Linked DNA regions of Homo sapiens: region 2 is linked to region 1. Evidence: read pairs that join two places in POLR2A ChIA-PET (ENCODE). Cell type or tissue: HCT116. All regions are shown on one strand. Each heading gives the region's core, and the rest is flanking DNA. Links, peaks and the distances in the headings are about the cores only.

Region 1 (9,323 bases), core at 1,643-6,642:
AAGGAGTTGAATCTTTTTTCTCTTAAGAGCTGCTGACCAAGAGAAGAAATAGAAAATGTTAATTAATAAGCCAGGCGCTATGGCTCATGCCTGTAATCCCAGCACTTTGGGAGGCCAAGACGGGTGGATCACTTGAAGTCAGGAGCTTGAGACCAGCCTGGACAACATGGTGAAACCCCTTTTCTACTAAAAATACAAAAATTAGCCAGTCGTTGGCTGGGCGCGGTGGCTCATGCCTGTAATCCCAGCACTTTGGGAGGCCAAGGTGGGTGGATCACGAGGTCAGGAGATGGAGACCACCATCCTGGCCAACATGGTGAAACCCCGTCTCTACTAAAATACAAAAAATTAGCCAGGCGTGGTGGTGCATGCCTATACTCCCAGCTACTTGGGAGGCTAAGCAGGGGAATCGCTCGAACCCAGGAGGCGGAGGTTGCAGTGAGCCAAGATTGTGCCACTGCACTCCAGCCTGGAGACAGAGCAAGACTCCATCTCAAAAAAAAAAAAAAAAATTAGCCGGGTGTTGTGGCAGGCAACTGAATCCCAGCTACTCGGGAGGCTGAGGCAGGAGAATGGCTTGAACCTGGGAGGTGGAGGTTGCTATGAGCTGAGATTGTGCCACTGCACTCCAGCCTGGGTGACAGAGCAAGACTCAGTCTCAAAAAAAAAAAAAAAGAAAAGAAAAGAGAAGAAAATGTTAATCAATAACTAAAGACAAGGGAAGAGTAATTTCATTCAGCAAATTTTTTCTTGAGAGTGCAAAAGCTAAAAAGCTTGTTTTTAGACTAAAAATGGAAAAAATTTATTCAATAAATAGAAGACATTTTAAAATACAGGCTACTTAACATATATATAACTAGCAATTAATAGAAAGGAGGAAAGCGAGAGATGGAGAAAAAAGGGAAGGTGGGTAGGTAGAAAGATAAGAATGGAAAATAGAATGACAAGTACAGAGAGGAAAATGGAGATATATGTGGAAAAGTACAGAAGGCTCCAAACAGAGAGGCAGAAAGAAAAAGGAACTGAAGTTCCACAGGGTCTGAGGTTTCTTACTCTTCATTCACTCCCTGCAGTTTATTAGGTCCAAAGCACCAGCGCTTAATCCTTTCATTCCCTACTGCCCTGTGGCTGCCCTGATACTCCAATTAGTGGGCCCTCTATTTACACCTCTTTATCCTTACGCTAAGTAGAACTGGAGGAAGGGAGGGAAGAGAGATTAAATTACTCTTCCTCTCAAAACTGGAAAGGCAGTGGCCCAGCCAACACTAGCCGGTCAAGCCAGAGGTGGCAGCAGAAATTCCCTTGTCACTCAATACACACCAGGGACCCCCCAACCCCACAATAGATACAATATAAGCCACTAGGCAACCTTACCTTCTCAAGCTATAAAGTGAGCCGCCATGTCTGAGACCAGGTCCCAAATGCACCTTCTGTCAATGGAAGCTTCTGTCCCAAATTGTCCCCACCTTCATGTCCCTCCCCCTACCCGATGAGAAAGAAAAAAAGGCCCAACTAACAGAAGACTGAGGAAGCCCTGAAATAAGCTAAAATGGTTAGAAAGAAAGTGATAATAAATGAGAACGATGAGCTCATGGTAGTATAGTATAGCAGTTAACAGTACAGGCTCTAGGGTCAGAATGCATGGCTCAGCTCTGCCACTGACAACTGTACCATGGGCAAGTGACCTATTCCCTCATGCCTCAGATTCCTCTTCTCAAAAAAGAGGACCAGTAATAATACCTGTGCCCTAGGGCTCTTGGGAGAATTAAAGTCAGTATTATACAGCATGTAAAAGAATTGTCTGGCACGTGGTGAGCATTATATGAATATTTCTCAAGAAATAAAAATACTTTTTAAAAAGGAAAGCTTCTTTCTGAACCATCCAAGAGAGAAAAGGTCTATAGTTTTATTTTTGTACATGCTATATGCATAAAAACAATCACTACTGATTAGTATTTTCAACTCTGATCATTTCTACTCCACACTTTTAAAATATGAATAAAATGCTTCAGCAAAAATATACAAAGACATTTGTGGCGGTATTATTCATAAAAGCAAACTGTGTGAAATGACCTAAGTATCTGACAATTGAAGAAAATGTGAGTAGATCATAAAAGCCATAACAGGGAGCTTGTGCAAATATTAAAAAATCACATGATGGGCCAGGCACAGTGGCTCACACCTGTAATCCCAGCACTCTGGGAGGTTGAGGTGGGTGGATAACTTGAGGTCAGGAGTTTGAGACCAGCCTGGCCAATATGGTGAAACCCTGTTCCTACTAAAAATACAAAAATTAGCCAGACGTGGTGGCAGGCGCCTTGTAGTCCCAGCTACTCAGGAGGCTGAAGCAGGAGAATCGCTTGAAGCCAGGAGGCAGAGGTTGCAGTGAGCAGAGATCATGCCACTGCACTCCAGCCTGGGAGACAAAGTGAGACTCTGTCTCAAAAAAAAAAAAAAAAAAAGTCACCTAAAGAATTAAAGAATGTTTAAAGACATGGAAAATACTTCTAATGTTAATCATAAAGGATACGAAATTAGACTTCGCTTTCAGGTATTATGGGGCAGTGAATATTAAACTAGTCCTCTGGTACAGAACAGCTACATAAGATAGATAAAATACAAGATAATTATAATAATAACATTTTGAAGGTGTGGAAATACAACAAGGCAGTTGGGACTTGAGGGACCAGGCTCCTAGAGGAAAGGGAGGTGCAGTGAGGTGAGCCATGTATTAGTAGCTACTGTTTTCCCTCAGGACACTTGCTAATCTGGTGCAAGGAACACAGAGGCAAAACAGAAAGCAGTAAATGAAAGCTTTCAGCAGCTTTCTCCCTGGGCCGAGAAGACAAAAACTGGAGTTCAGGGCTATGAACATATCCAAGATTTAAGAGCCCAAGATACCAGAAAAAAAAGTGAACCCCAAAGAAATGAGTCCAATGTTCTGCAAGCGATTTCTCCTCAAGGCACTGACACACACCTAAGTCTTCTGTGCACAGAGCTAAAACCTAGGAATCCAAACAGAAAAAAAAAAAGCTATTAAAACACTAGCACATTAAGCAGAGCTTTGGTAGTTTTACAGTGGCAAGCAGATGAAACTCTGAAATCAGGGCCTACCAAGGCCTTCTTGTACCATTGTACAGGTAAGGGCAAATAAAAAATATACCAGCCTTAACTGAGCCTCTACATTTTCCACGGTAAAATGCCCAGCACTCAAACAACAATCACCAAGCATGTCAGGAAATAGGACCAAACCAACAAAAATACACGATCAATAAAAACAAACCTCAGAAGGTATCCAAATATTGAAGTTGTCAGCCAGAACTTTAAAATTACAAGGGCCAGGCATGGTGGCTCACATTCATAATCCCAGCACTTTGGGAGGCAAAGGCAGGAGGATCACTTGAGGTCAGGAGTTCAAGACCAGCCTGGATAAACAGAGCAAGACCCCATCTCTACAAAAAAAAAATTTTTTTTAATTATCCAAGCATGGTGGAGCACACCTACAGTCCCAGCTACGGGAGGCTGAGTCAGGAGGACCACTTGGGCCCATGAGTTTGAGGCTGCAGTGAGCCAAGTTTGTGCCACTGTACTCCAGCTTAGGCAACAGAGTGAGCAAGACCCTGTCTCTGTTTTTCAAAAAAGAGAGAACTGAATAGATGTGCTTGACAACAAAAAGGAATAGTAAAAGAAATGACTGGTGCTGTGGAAGATGGGTCAGTAGAAAAAAATACATAAAGGCACAGAAAATACAGAAATGAGTTCCAGAGACATGTAGGATACCATGAAAGGGTCTAACATATGTGCAGGAGCCTGAGAAAGGGAGGAGAGGATTAAACAGCAAAAGCAAAATTGGAAGACAATGCTTCAAGAATTTTCTAAAACTGACCAAAAACACAGAGCCATGATTTACAGATGCACTCCAAACTCCACAGGGGATCCATATGAAGAGAACCACACCTATGTACATCATAGTAAAATTGCTAAAAAAAAAAACAAAGCCAAAGAGAAAAAACAGATATGTTACTTTCAGAAGAACCACAATAAAACTGACAGATGACTTTTTAACAGAAATGAAGGAAGCCAGAAGACAATGGAATGACATTTCCAAAGGACTGAAAGAAAATAAAACAAGCCCAAATCTCCCAAATATGAAGGTGAATAAAGATTTTTTTCCAGGGGAAAAAAATCTCCCAAATATGAAGGTGAATAAAACGCATTTTCCGACAAACAAAAACTGGGAGAACTGGAACACCAGCAGACACCCTCCACCACACACACACACACACACACACACACACACACACACACACACCCCTAATAGGAGTTATTCATGTAGAAAGAAATTAAGCTGAGAGAGAAGCATGCTTATATGGAAGGAAATGAAGAACAGCAAAAAGAGTAAGTATGTGGATTAATCTAAATTATTATTGTCTACATAAAACAATGGGCCGGGTGTGGTGGCTCATGCTTGTAATCCCAGCACTTTGGGAGGCCAAGGCGGGCGGATCACCTGAGGTCAGGAGTTCAAGACCAGCCTGGCCAACATGGTGAAACCCCGTCTCAACTAAAACTACAAAAAAGTTAGCTGGGCGTGGTGGTGGGTGCCTGTAATCCCAGCTACTTCAGGAGGCTGAGGCAGGAGAATCGCTTGAACCCAGGAGGCAGAGGTTGCAGTGAGCCGAGATTGTACCATTGCACTCCAGCCTGGGCAGAAACAGCAAAACTCTGTCTCAAAAAAAAAAGAAAGAAAGAAAATCAAACAAACAAACACACACAAAAAAAATGTCTTCTGGGGTTTCATAGAGAGAGAATTAAAATACACAAGACTTCAAAAGGCATAAGGGAGGTAAAAAAGGCCTAAGTGTTTAAGTGGCCTGAATTGTCCAGAAAACGGCTAAAACATTAATTAAGGGTAAGCTCTTTAAAAGTTTTTGTATTTTTTGAGGAGACATGGATGGCATGTATACAGAGCCGAGTGCATCTACTCAAAAAACACAAAAACTTAGCCAGGCATGGTGGTGCACTCCTGTAGTGCCAGCTACTCAGGAGGCTGAGGCAGGAGGATTGCTTGAGCCTAGGAGGTCAAAGCTATAGTGAGCTGTGATCACGCCACTGCACTCCAGCCTGGGTGACAGAGTAATACTCCTTCTTAGGAATTTACCGCCCAAAAAGAATCTAAGATGAACTTAAAGATTTATGTACAAGGATATTTATCAAAGTATTATTTATAATAGTTAAAAAATGATAAATAAGGTAAATTCCTAATAATAGGGACTAGTTAAATAAGTTATGGAGGCCGGGCGCAGTGGCTCACACCTGTAATCCCAGCACTTTGGGAAGCTGAGGCGGGCAGATCACGAGGTCAAGAGATCGAGATCATCCTGGCCAACATAGTGAAACCCCGTCTTTACCAAAAAAAAAAATACAAAAGTTAGCTAGGCGTGGTGGGGGGCACCTGTAATCCCAACTACTCAGGAGGCTGAGGCAGGAGAATCATTTGAACCCAGGAGGCGGAGGTTGCAGTGAGCTGAGATTGCACCACTGCACTCCAGCCCAGGCGACAGTGCGAGACTCCATCTCAAAAATAAATAAATAAATAAATAAGTTATGGGACCCAGTGCCCCGTACACAGTAGGCACTCCATAAATATCTGTTGAACATAGAGTCCATATGAAAGGATAATAAGCGTCTGGGCTCAGTGGCTCACGCCTGTAATTCCAGCACTTTGGGAGGTTGAGGCAGGTGGATCACGAGGTCAGGAGTTCGAGACCATCCTGGCTAACACAGTGAAACCTCGTCTCTACTAAAAATACAAAAAAATTAGCTGGGCGTGGTGGCAGGTGCCTGTAATCCCAGCTACTTGGGAGGCTGAGGCAGGAGAATGGTGTGAACCCAGGAGGCGGAGTTTGTAGTGAGCCAAGATCGCACCACTGCACTCCAGCCTGGGTGACAGAGTGAGACTCCGTCTCAAAAAAAAAAAGGATAATAAGCAACTATTTTTTTAAGTTTCCAAAAAATATTTAATTAGTAAGTATTAAATCACATTCAAAAGAACCCTAATATGATTTTGAAAGCATAATATCATAGCTAATATTTATTAAGAACTTACTATCTGCTAGGCACAGCCCCAGATGTTTTACATGTATTGTCTCATTTCATTTCACCCAGGCCTATTGTTATTTAAAGTGAATGAAGGATCCTGGATTCAAATCCAGGCAGTCTGACTGCAGTGCTTAAATTTTTAATCACTAGACTTTACTGCCTAGAAAAAATACTGGAAGGAAATATATTAAAATGTTAACAGGGAGGAATTAAAGCCCTTTTTTATTTTCTTCCTCATCTGTGTCAGTATTTTCCAAATTCTCTATAATCACTATGAATTATTTGCAATCTCCCTCTACAAAAAAAAAAAAAAATATATATATATATATATATATATATATATATATGAACTACTTTCACTTACCATTTATACAATTTCAGTGAAAAAGTCTTAACACTAACAAAGCTTTCAATTATGTCTGCTCCAGGCCTTAGAGGCAGGAGACTGTGGTGTAAATGTGAGGCAGAACATTCTGACCAGGAAAGGCTGATGAGCCTGATCCAGAGACTGCAGAGCCCATGACTTCCATTCCATAAATACGTCATCATCATCTTGCTTAGCAAGTGTGGATTTTTACACACATTCTGCTAGTTAATCTTCCTAATAACCAAGTAGATGTGACCACCTCAGGAAACGGAGGTTCAGGAAGGTGAAGTGACCCTCCTAGGGACACACAAGGGCACTCCAGCTCTGGTTGGAGGTCCTCCCACTTGCAGCCCAGCCACCAATGATTCCCCCAAATCATGTGGAATAATTTGGGGCAGACCTGAGAGCACATTCAGCCCCAAACACTTCTGGAAGCTAACAACGTGTGTGAACCACGCACCCATCGCGCCCAAAGCCCAGGGATGGCACTGAGATCCCACCCTCACAGAGTTTCACCCCCTCAGAAAATGATTATGCAGAAGAGTAAAGAATATGGCTTCACAGTTCTCAAAGCACTTTTGCATTTTTTTAAATCTCATTTTACTCTCAAAATAAACCTTTTCAGTCAGTAAAACAAAGGTACTGAGAGGACATGGAAAATGAGGCTCCAAGAGTTAGCGCTATCCACGAATAGCCCCAGAGGGTTGGCATGGTGTTCCTTCCACCATATTATCATAGTCATATTTTTGAAGGAAACTCAAGTCATGCTGTCTGGTAAGGCGAAATGGGAGGTAGGATAAGCAAGGGGGAAAAGAACCTGCTTTTACAGTCACCCAGGTCTGAGTTCCGGAGTCTGAATCCCTGCCCTGCAATTTACTAGCCATACGACCTTGAACGAGCTTCTGCATTTCTTTGTGCCTCCATTTCCCCACCTGTATAATAAGGATAAGAATGCCTTCCTCATGCAGTTGTTCTGAGGGTTAAAGGGGGAACAGACCTAAAATGATGGTGTGCATCTGCACTTAGTAGGCAGCTGTTATTTATTTATTTATTTATTTATTATTTATTTTTGAGACAGAGTATTACTCTGTCTCCCAGGTTCGAGTGCAATGGCGTGATCTCAGCTCCCTGCAATCTTCGCCTCCCAGGTTCAAGCGATTCTCCCGCCCCAGCCTCCCGAGCAGCTGGGATTACAGGTGCCCGCCACCATACCTGGCTAATTTTTGTATTTTCAGTAGAGATGGGGTTTCACCATGTTGGCCAGGCTGGTCTCGAACTCCTGACCTCAAGTGATCCACCCACCTTGGCCTCCCAAAGTGCTGGGATTACAAGAGTGAGCCACCGTGAGCGGCTTGCAGCTGTTACTTTTTAAAATGTATCCTGTCCCCCAACATATACAAGGTAAGGTCGCCATGGCCAGAGCACATTGCCTCACCTTCCTAAAGAAAACAATCCCCCTGGCCGGGGGCGGTGGCTCACGCCTGTAATCCCAGCACTTCGGGAGGCCAAGGCAGGTGGACCACCTGAGGTCAGGAGTTCGAGACCAGCCTGGGCAATATGGCAAATCCCCACCGCTACTAAAAATACAAAAATTAGCCAGGTGTGGTGGTATACACCTGTAGTCCCAGCTACTTGGGAGGCTGAGGCAGGAGAATTGCTTGAATCTGGGAGGTGGAGGTTGCAGTCAGCCGAGATCACACCACTGCACTCCAGCCTGGGCAACAGAGTGAGACTCTGTCTCAAAAAAAAAAAAGAAAAAGGAAAAAAGAAAGAAAATAACCCCCTTGTGCTTTTCCAAATTCTGCCATCCTGGTTAAGACTAGATTCATATCAGCTACTTGCCTTTTTAAAACTCTTTCCAAGTTTTTAAATTTAAGCCCCAAAAGTGTCCTCACAGAAGGAGCAGGTACGAGTTGAGAAGGACAGAAGGCTGAGACCCCAGGCTCTGTGTTCTGTGCTTCTGTGCAGATTAGATCAGAGGGTTTAGATATGGGAGGACACAGCATACGGCCTGCCCTGAAGGGAATCACACAGGTGAGCACAGGATGGGAGGGGAGGGGAAGGAGGGCAGCCCACCAACAGAGTGGAGAGTGGAAAGGGAGTGTCGCAGAATACATGGCCAGGAGCCTCAAGGAAGAAAAGGGGACAGACACAGAAGTGAAAGTGCCTCTTAGAGACTGAAAAAGAGCAGGCGAGATGGAGAGAGAAATGGCAGGCCATGCCGTAGAAAGATGGCAATGCTTCTCCTTCAACATCACTGCCACTTGCCCCTGTGTTTCCAACACTTTCCTAAGTAGTCTCCTGGCCTGCAGACTCAACCCCTCCAGACTGGATTCCGTTCCCCAACACATGCTTCCTAACTCCAAAACCTTCAGTGACTCCCCTACTGCCTACAGGGTCAGGACTACGCTCCGTAACGTGACATCGGGTTCTCCCTGCCCAATCCCTGCTCACCTCTCCAGCCTCATCATCTGGCAACTGTCTCTGAGACAGTACGTACCAGGCCCCAGGATGGGTGCTGGGGACACAATAAATAAGACATGGTATACCCTTAAGAAGCTGAAAGTCGGCTGGGCACAGTGGCGGGCACCTGTAATCCCAGCTACTCAGGAGACTGAGGCAGGAGAATCACTTTAACCTGGGAGGCGGAGGTTGCAGTGAGCTGAGATCGCACTGCTGCACTCCAGCCTGGGCGACAGAGCAAGACTCTGTCTCAAAAATAGATCAATAGATAAACAAATAAGACTCCAAAACAAACAAACAAACAAAGGGACTCCGAGGGCACCCTGGCCCATTCCGCCATGTGAGGACCCGGTAAGAAGATGACCATCTAAGACCAAATCTGCCCCTGCCT
Region 2 (9,323 bases), core at 2,085-7,084, 130 kb before region 1:
CTCAAAAACAAAACGAAACAAAACAAAAAACAAACAAACAAAAAAAGCTAAGGTAGCTCCTCGGGAGGAGGAGGTGAGAGTATCATTTGAGCCCAGGAGTTTGAAGCTAGCCTGGGCAAGAGAGCAAGACCCTGTCTCTAAAAATATCTATCTATCTATCTGTCTGTCTGTCTGTCTGTCTCTATCTATCTATCTATCTACATATATATATATATCTAGCTAGCTGGATAACCCCTGAAAAAACACACATAGAGTCTGTTTTTTTCTATCTATCTATCTATCTATCTATCTATCTATCTATCTATCATCTATCCAGGTAGCTAGCTGGGTAACCCCAGAAATAACAGACATAGAGTATGCAAGTTACAAATAAGAAGATGGAAAATGAAATGAGGGGGGAAAATACCTCAACCTAAAAGAAAGAGCAGAAAAAATTAAATGCATGTAAAGATGGTAGAAATAAATCCCAATTCATCAATAAAATACACCAGTTCTAAACATCTATGCACCAAACAGTATTGCCTCAAAACATATAAAGCAACAATTTCAGCATTGCAAGGAGCAACTGACAAATCCAGTGGGAGGCTTTAACACACCTCTCTCAATAATTGATAGATAATCAGACAAAATCAGAAAAGAACATATTATAGATGATTTGAGCTGCACAATAAGCTAACTTATCTTTCAATGATGATATATAGAAAACTATATCCAATATTTAAAGATGTTTTTTGAAGCACTTATGGGACATTTAAGAAAAAAAGTTGCAGAGATAAAAATGTAAAAAAGGAGCCCACGGAAGTAGTTCAATGCATATTTCAAACTCTAAGGATCTAAACCTATTTTGTCTTAAAAGACAGAGACCCTGTCTTTCTTCTTCATTGATATATCTCCAGAGTCTAGCACAGTGCCTGTCACAAAGGAGGCTGTAAATAGCCACTGAAGAACGAATGGTGAATGAATGATTCTCTACTGAAGATGGTGCAGGTTGCATGAGCAACCAGCAAGGCAGACGCTGGAGGTAACTAAAGCCCTTTCCAACACAGAGGGGACGAGAGGACAAGGTGACTGGCACCAGTCTCTAGGGAGAATTTATACCAAAAAAAGAAAGACGGAGTCATGACAGCCAAATCTTCAAATCTTCAAACCCAGTGAGAGAGGCATGTGGAAGAGTCTTTGAAAGCCAAGTCTTTGTGGTTCCTAATGGCAGAGCAGAGACCAGCAGACAGAACTAACAACTAACTGTCCAACACTGGCTGGAAACTGGCCTGACTGATCATCTAAGGCCCCTTATGACTCTGTGTGGGACAGAAGTCTGTCTAGCAGGTACTGGGACTCTCAGGTCGTGGACTGAGTAATCTTTCCCATTCTATCCTGTCTCAGAGATTTTTTCATTCAAAATTCCCTGGATACCCCATCCTGTAAGACCTGTCCAAGGTCCCAGATTCAGGAGGTGGTGGAAGAATAATAAGAGCTCCATTCTAGACACTCAACTCAGTCCTTTCTGCTCCATATCAGCCTCTCCTTTAACCAAAATGAGCACACTTTAATCTGTAAAGTGACATGCACTTTCTAAGTCTACCCTCATCCCAGGAAACCTCATTCTTCTAGCACATAGCAAGGGATTACAAATGCATACAGAAAGTGTTAAAATGAAAATGAAAATTCCTCAGCCTTCCAGAAGAAGGAAAGCAAGCTCACCTTGACCTCCGCAGATGGCTGAGTTGGGGGCCTGGTTCTGGGGGCTTCTCCTGCGGTCGGCCAATCATGCTGCTTTCATGCTGCTGGACAGGTGGGAAGAGGAGGCCTGGTCCTGTGGGGAAAAGAAAAAGGAAAGGTCATTTCCTCATCATTTGCTCCTAGCTCTTCATCACCATCCTGCAGAAGACACTACCAGAAATCCCAGGGAAATTCCCGAGGCTGTCCTCACCTACTCTTAGGTAATGAGGAAGCAGACAGGCATGCATTCAACAAACATTTCCAAAGGCCTGCAATGTGCCAGGCAGGGCACTGAGGAATGAGGCCATGGAGATGAACTGGATGCAGTCTCTACACTTAGGAAACAGAGAGAGAGAGAGAGACAGACAGACAGACAGACAGACACAGAGAGATATAGAGAGACAGAGAGAGATCTGAGTTTCATTATAATATCATTTGCTAAGTGCTGTGATTCCCCAAATCCATTCAACAGCTGACTTTCCTCATGGGGGAGCTACAGCAGCTTACAGGTGCCTTGGCATACAGCTTCTCAAGTTATTTGTCATGAAGAACCAGTTGTTTTGTTTTGTTTTGTTTTGTTTTGTTTTTTTCTGAGACAGAGTCTCACTCTGTTGCCCAGGCTGGAGTGCAATGGTGTGATCTTGGCTCACTGCAACTTCTGCCTCCCAGGTTCAAGCAATTCTCCTGCCTCAGCCTCCCAAGTAGCTGGGATTATAGGTGCCCACCACCACACCTGGCTAATTTTTGTATTTTTAGTAGAGACGGGGTTTCACCATGTTGGCCAGGCTGGTCTTGCACTCCTGACCTCATGATCTGCCCGCCTCGGCCTCCCAAAGTGCTGGGACTACAGGCGTGGGCCACCGTGCCCAGCCGAAGGACCAGTTTTTAAAAAATTTTCCACACCATTAGAGATGACTACTTTAATAAAATATAGTAAAAATGAACTGCTAGAAAAAGGAAATGAAAAGATACTGATACAAAGTGCAAGCTCACTTTTAAGTTCTTTGATTCAACAGATTATTCTGTCAAATCGGCATGAAAGTTACTAAGCACCGACTCAATTTCTGAACTTATCTCATGGACCGCTAAAGAGTTTGCAGAGAGCACCACTCCTGAGCCACAGCTGAGTAGCAGCATTGCTATAGTAGAGACTTCCACATTGCACACCTTTCCTAAGATGTCTAGCTGATATGTTCAGAGAGGGAGGCTAGAAAGAAAAATGATTTCAAATTCACTCTCTGGACTATAAAAAGTTAGTTCAGAGAGTCTCTCTTTGGGAAGGAGAACCACAGCAGGAGCTTTGGGAAAGTGTGGCTCCATGCTGTTTGGAGATAGGTGGTGGCACCCACCTGCTGTGTTCAGGTAACAAAGTGTGAGGCTCATGGAAAGCTGTTCCTGGAGCCCTGTCTGCCTCCACCCTGAACTTCCCAACCCTAACTATGGCAACCCCGCCTGAAGCTCCCTCCCTGAATGAGAAGAACAAAGAGTCATCTATTAAAATGCACTGGGACATTTCAGAAAATAAATCATTTTCAAGATGCCAAAAGGGCTGCTGGTATGCATTCCTACTATTTAATGCTATAAAATGATTTTTTTTTAAATGAGAAATCCTTTGTCTGTGACAGCTAGCTCCAAAAAAAACCTTTAACTGCCTATTTCCTTAATACTTGAGGGAGGCATTACAAGTCATTTTCACCCATTTGAATGTTTAAGAGAAAGTGCTCATTCTTCTAAATTCGCTGCTTTTAAGTAGTTCTTATTTTAAGCTTTAGAAGAAGATAACTCTGCAGAAGAAAACTTCCTTTTTCAAAGCCTTGTTTGTTTTGTTTTTTTAAATGCAAACACACATACACTCTCAACTCCCTGCTTCAAATGTTAAATCATCTGCAATTTTGGAGTTTGTTGCTCATGAAATTCTAGCGATAAGCACATCACAAACATTCCTATAGCAACAGAGTGTTTTTGAAGCAACATCTGTAATGTTACAAAGATTGTGTATCATTATCTCTGAATGTTGGCAAAGGGAAGGTTATGGGGAATAACTGTTTATGTACAAATAAGTCAGTACAGTAACTGGCAACCTGAATAGCAGACCTTACCAAGGAGCTAAGCATGGCACGGGTGGGAAGCAGGAATGCACTTCATTCCGTTTCTGTGAATAAATTCACCATCCTAACCCTCTATGTATGAAAACAACTTTCTAGGGTCCTCTCTGCAGAGGCGTGAGCTCTTGGAACTGCTTGTCTTATGGGCAAGAGTTTGTCTTAGACAACATATGGCCAACTTTTATTAGCCATCTATTGTAAGTCAGGCATGGAGCTAGACTCAGGGCTTCTAAAGACAGGTTCTTCTTCAAAGAGGCTCAAGAGAACCATATAAACAGATAATTACAATTCCCTAAGAAGAGATTATTGGCTGGAGTTAAGGGAAAGGAAATGAAATTAACTAGTTCAATCCATTCATCTAACCATCCATTCACCCATCCAATGTTGGCTGGTGCCTAGTATGTACTAGGCAAATGCAAGGCACTTGGCATACAACAGCTGAGTGAGACCAGTGTGTTCCCTACCTTCATGGAGCTTACAATCAAGTGCAAGAAGGAAACCAACATTAACAAATTAGAGATAACTATAATAGTGGTCCCCTAAAGAAACATAGCTAATGCATAATAGCATATGCCAGAAGATGGACTAGCATGGACATGGGGCAGAAATGCTTTCCTAAGGAATTAGTCTTTAATATGAGCCCTAAGAATAAATTACTGAAGCAAAGTAGGGAGGGCAGCAGGGGAAAGATAGAGAGCAAGGGTGCTGCTGGTACACCGAGTAGCCTGTGCAAAGGTCCTGTGACAGGATGGAGCATGGCATACTCTAATTAGGAGAGAAGGCTCTTAATCAGGACTGCACTGTTTCTTAACCTCACACTGTGCTCCAATCACTGTGGTATTCAAGACAGGCATTAAAGATGTACAGGTTTGGCTGCGCACAGTGGGTCCCACCTGTAATCCCAGCATTTTGGGAGGCAGAGGTGGGTGGATCGCTTGAGCCCAGGAGTTTGAGACAAAACCTGGGCAACATGGTGAAACCCCATCTCTACAAAAAAATACAAAAATTAGCCAGGTGTGGTGGTTTGTGTTTGTAGTCCCAGCTACTTGAGAGGATCACTTGAATCTGGGAGGTGAAGGCTGCAGTGAGCAGAGATCGCACCACTGCACTCCAGCCTGGGTGACAGAGGGAGACACTGTCTCATAAAAAAAAAAAAAAAAAAAAAAAAAGAAGATGTACAGGTTTTTCCAAAAGCACCCAAGAAGTTTTCTAGGGCAAATTAGGAACATATTGTGCCTAACTGCTAAATTCTCCCTCTTCCCAAACTGGCATGAGACATCCAAAATAGGGGCACCCTTGCCCTCCCTCCCAATGTATGATAAGTTTTAAGATTCTTACCTACTTGTTTTCTGCAACAGTGGTAAATTCAGTTTGGCCAGTGGCAAAATTAGGTGGCCAGTGCTGACACAGGGATGTGGATAAGCATTCTATTAAAATGATTGCTGGAGAAGCCTCACGGGGGTGTTACTTTCTAAGAAAGGTCATGCAATTTCATGCATAGCATGTGAGCTCTGGAGCTAAGGAGACCTAGGCTCTGCCCCTCACTAGCCGTATGGCCTTGTCCCACTTCTGTGAAATGAGGTTACTTAGCAGTGTCTTCCTTGCTGAACAGGCAGATCAGTGAGAGCGTAGGTCCCTCACTGAGCACGCTGCCCCTGCTCCTAATAGGCCCTGGATAAGTGGCAGCTGTTGCTAGCACTATACCCAGTGAGTGGGGATAATCATGCCCCTCCCTCTATGTGAATATCCACAAGAATCCACAAGGATTTCCCAGCCGGTGCTGACGCTGCAGGGCAGCTTTGCAAGGCTCAGAGTCAGCTATTGCTGACCAGGGGTTCTGATGACTTGCTATTTCTTGGTCTGTGCCTTCAAAGGTCCCCAACCACTGTGCTGAGAGATCCCAGAACAATCCAGATACCTGGCCCCTACCCCTTAGAAGTCAGTAGACCCTCCCAAGCCGAGACAATGAAAAAACTCTCCAGACATTGCCAACTGTCTCTTGCAAAATCACTCCCAGTTGAGAACTACCATTCTACCGTGTACAGAAAGGCCTACCCACAGCAAGAATTATCCAGCTCACAAAACCAGGGTGCTTACAGATAGCTCCTCCCAGGAGCTGAGGGCCTGAAGCCAGTAGACCTGGATTCTAGTTCTAATTCCAGCTCCACCATAATGATTAGGGTCCTCTTGGACAAACAGCCGAATCCCAGATGGCAGGGGAGGTGAACAGCTACTATATCCCAAAGGCCAAAGAACAGCTACTATATCCCATTCAGACCAGGCACGTTGCTAGGACTTCCCAGACAGTGCCTCTAGTACTTACAACCATCCTGCTGAGGTGCTGTAGGGATCACCATTCTACAAGTGAGGAAGCCGAGGTCTGATGCCTTGCCCAAGGCCACAGAACTGAGTGGTTGAGCCAGAGCTTTAAGGGCCAAATCCCATCCTCTTTATCCCATCACCCTGCCTCCTTACAGGGGTAGAAATCTTATCTCCTTCCCATATGACCAGTAAAGAGGCAGCCCTGGAGGGTTGTGTGACTTTCCAAGGACCTGTCACATCCACCATGCCACCAAGCAAGGCCAGAATCTTCCCACAGCCCCACGCTGCTATCAGAACCTCAGTTTCCCTTCTATACAATGGGGGTGACAAATGCCGCCTCACAGGCCACACTGCTGTCTGAGTTAAGGGAGAGTGAAGATTAGGAGTCTTAGGGAAGGAAGAAATTAATACACAGGAACAAGCACTTTAAATGAGTATCTAAAAGCCCAAATCAAAGAGGGGTTCTCTGCAGCCACAAGGCCGTTGAAAGGAAAAGAACAGCTCACATCTACCAGACCGAGGACGGGGGGTTCAGCCAGGGGAAGGGAGGGACACAGGATATAAACTATGAAGCAGGACCAAATGAAGTGTGAAGAATTCCCTCCATGCCACCCACAATTCATTAGAAATTGGCACAGATTTTAAAAAGAAGAAAAAGGAACAGGGGGAGGGGGATGCAGGAAAATGGAGAGGAGGGAGGAATTAAATGTGAGACAGGCTCTACAGAGCATCTGAGAAACAGTGCAGAGAGGAATCACTGCAATGAGATCCCAGGCTCCAGTCACCTAGGGACCCACAGTTCTGTCAAATGAGTTCTATGTGGAGATGCCAGAAGGAGATGTAATTTTCAAGTGAGGCCCAGAAACTTTTCAGACGTGAGGAAAACTCCCATTCTCTCTCCAAATATCTCTCCTTTTTTTTTTTTTTTTTTTTTTTTGAGACAGAGTCTTACTCTGTCTCCCAGGCTGGAGTGCAGTGGCGCGATCTCGGCTCACTGCAACCTCTGTCTCCCAGGTTCAAGCAATTCTCCTGCCCTAGCCTCTCGAGTAGCTGGGATTACAGGCATGCGCCACCATGCCCAGCTAATTTTTGTATTTTTAATAGAATGGAGGTTTTGCCATATTGGCCAGTCTGGTCTGGAACTCCTGACCTCAAGTGATCCACTTGCCTCAGCCTCCCAAAGTGCTGGGATTACAGGTGTGAGCCACCACGCCCGGCCAATCTCCCCCTTCTTTTGATGCCCTTCCTCTCTCTCCATGGAGGCTGAGTAAAGAATAATTTTCATGCACTGGAGGAAGGGGATCCTGCCCAGACCATGATGGGATATAGGCAGATCACTTAATCAGGCCCTCGTGTATCTGCTCATTCCAGAGCACAGAAGCTTGGGCCTTTCACACCAATATCAGAGCAGCTCAAACACTGACAGCATGTCAGGTGGACTCACCACAGGCTAACATGGGTGACAGGCTACCATCTGCTCCCCAGCCTCAGGCTGCCCACCCCTCCTTGCTCACAGCTCCAACCAGCTTGTCTTTCAAGTCCTCAGACACACCAAGCTCTTTTCTACCCCAGGGCCTTTGCACATGCCAGTCCCTCTGCCTGGGATGCCCTTTTCCCAGCTCTCCTCTCATTAGCATCTACTCATCTGTCAGGCTATAGCTTTGGGAAGATGTCTCCATCCCTCTGAAATTTAACTGGGCAACAGCATTTATCACAGTTGTAATTAATCAATTATGTGATTAACGAGTTGGTCTCCCCAGTCAGACTGTAAGCTCTATCAGGGCATGGGCTATGTCCGTTTTTTTCACCGCTGTGTCTAATGGCCTGGCACAGCAGTCAATCCTGATTACACATCAGAATCACCTGGAGCTTTAGAAACCAGGGATGCCTGGGTTTCACCTGGGCTCTTGTTGAACACCCTGTTAAACAAGAGCGTGTAAAGCTCGCCAGGTGGTTGTGATATGTGGCCAAGGCTGAGACCGCCGACTTGAAGAAGAGGACCTTGGCTTATGTCCTAGAACAATTCTGAAGCAGTGCAGGCAGTTATATTAATAGTAGGACCTTGCTCCCTTTGCTTGCATATACAATGTATCACCTAAATGTTGTGTTCCACCCTAGAGATTAATTTTGAGGAAATTCCAGAAGAAGAAAACAAAACCCTCATTGTTAAAGAGGAATACTATTCCTTTCATTAAGTGCTCCCCACACGGCCTCCTCCCCTCACACTCCTCTGTCCCTTTATTCAGGTTTATCACGTTCATCCTAAGGGCCACAGGATTAACTTGATGTGTTTCTGAAATACACTTAAATATTTGGAGTAAAATCCTTTAATTTTTAATTAAAACAGGCCCAGCTCTATATTACACAGTAGAATACAAAATTCCACATTAAATTTTATTAAAACAGGAGAGTTCAAGGCTATTTCATATTGGAACGGGCCCTCCAGGCCAGCCTCAGATGGACAAGTAGAGGAGCTTTGCAGAAACTCACCCAGGGGACACCAGGGGGTGGGTCATCTGTGCTGATCTGGCTTTCCCAGGACAAGTCAATGGCAAACTGTTCCTTTCTACTCAGTTGTGCTTACTAAAGGGGAGAGGTAAATGTATGAAAAAAAAAAAAAAAAGATCCGATCGCTATTACAACAGCACACGAAGTAACAATTCCAATTCCCTGATGGGCTTCCCCAGCCCAACAAAGGCACTGCTGCAGGGAGTCCCAGAACCTGGGAACAGTAGACTCTGACTGAACTCACTGAAAGAGGAGCTCTCATCAAAGTGGTGGTTCTCCAACTTTCAGGTCTACACGAACCATCCTGGGAACTTGTGAAGAATGAAGCTTCCCTTCACACCCACCAGGTTGGCCACAACCAAAAACACAAAATCACAAGTGTTGACCTGGAAGTGGAGACACTGGCACCCTATGCATTCCCAGTAGGGATGGAAAATGGTGTAGCCACTGTGGAGGGCAGTTCAGCTGGTTTCTCAACACATTTAAACATTGCATTACCATGTGACCCAGGAATTCTGCTTCTAGGTATATACCCCACATCACCGAAAATGGGTACTCCAACAGAAACTTGCACACAAATGTTCCTAGAAACATTATTCACAGAGCTGAAAAGGTGGAAAGAACCCAAATGTCCATCAACTGATGAGTGGATAAACAAATGTGTTATAT

What was found. Peaks named below come from ENCODE experiments on the same cell type or tissue, not always from the same donor. Only the 100,000 strongest peaks of a DNase experiment are listed, where the experiment ranks them.
Region 2: POLR2A ChIA-PET joins it to region 1 with 6 read pairs; 3 of 35 experiments call an interaction of 5 or more read pairs at or near these places.

What each region holds. Positions count from the first base shown.
Region 1 is chr6:42,430,400-42,439,722 of GRCh38, forward strand. The region is part of intron 2 of TRERF1 (transcriptional regulating factor 1); the gene reads right to left. Among named protein-coding and RNA genes, the nearest start is that of TRERF1, 17 kb to the right of the region's middle. In HCT116, for the core only: no CTCF peak of the experiment used is centred there; a DNase peak (open chromatin) is centred at 4,021.
Region 2 is chr6:42,298,937-42,308,259 of GRCh38, forward strand. TRERF1 (transcriptional regulating factor 1) reads right to left here. Exons shown (of 18, transcript NM_001395490.1): 4 at 1,702-1,813. Among named protein-coding and RNA genes, the nearest start is that of MRPS10, 86 kb to the left of the region's middle. In HCT116, for the core only: no CTCF peak of the experiment used is centred there; no DNase peak of the experiment used is centred there.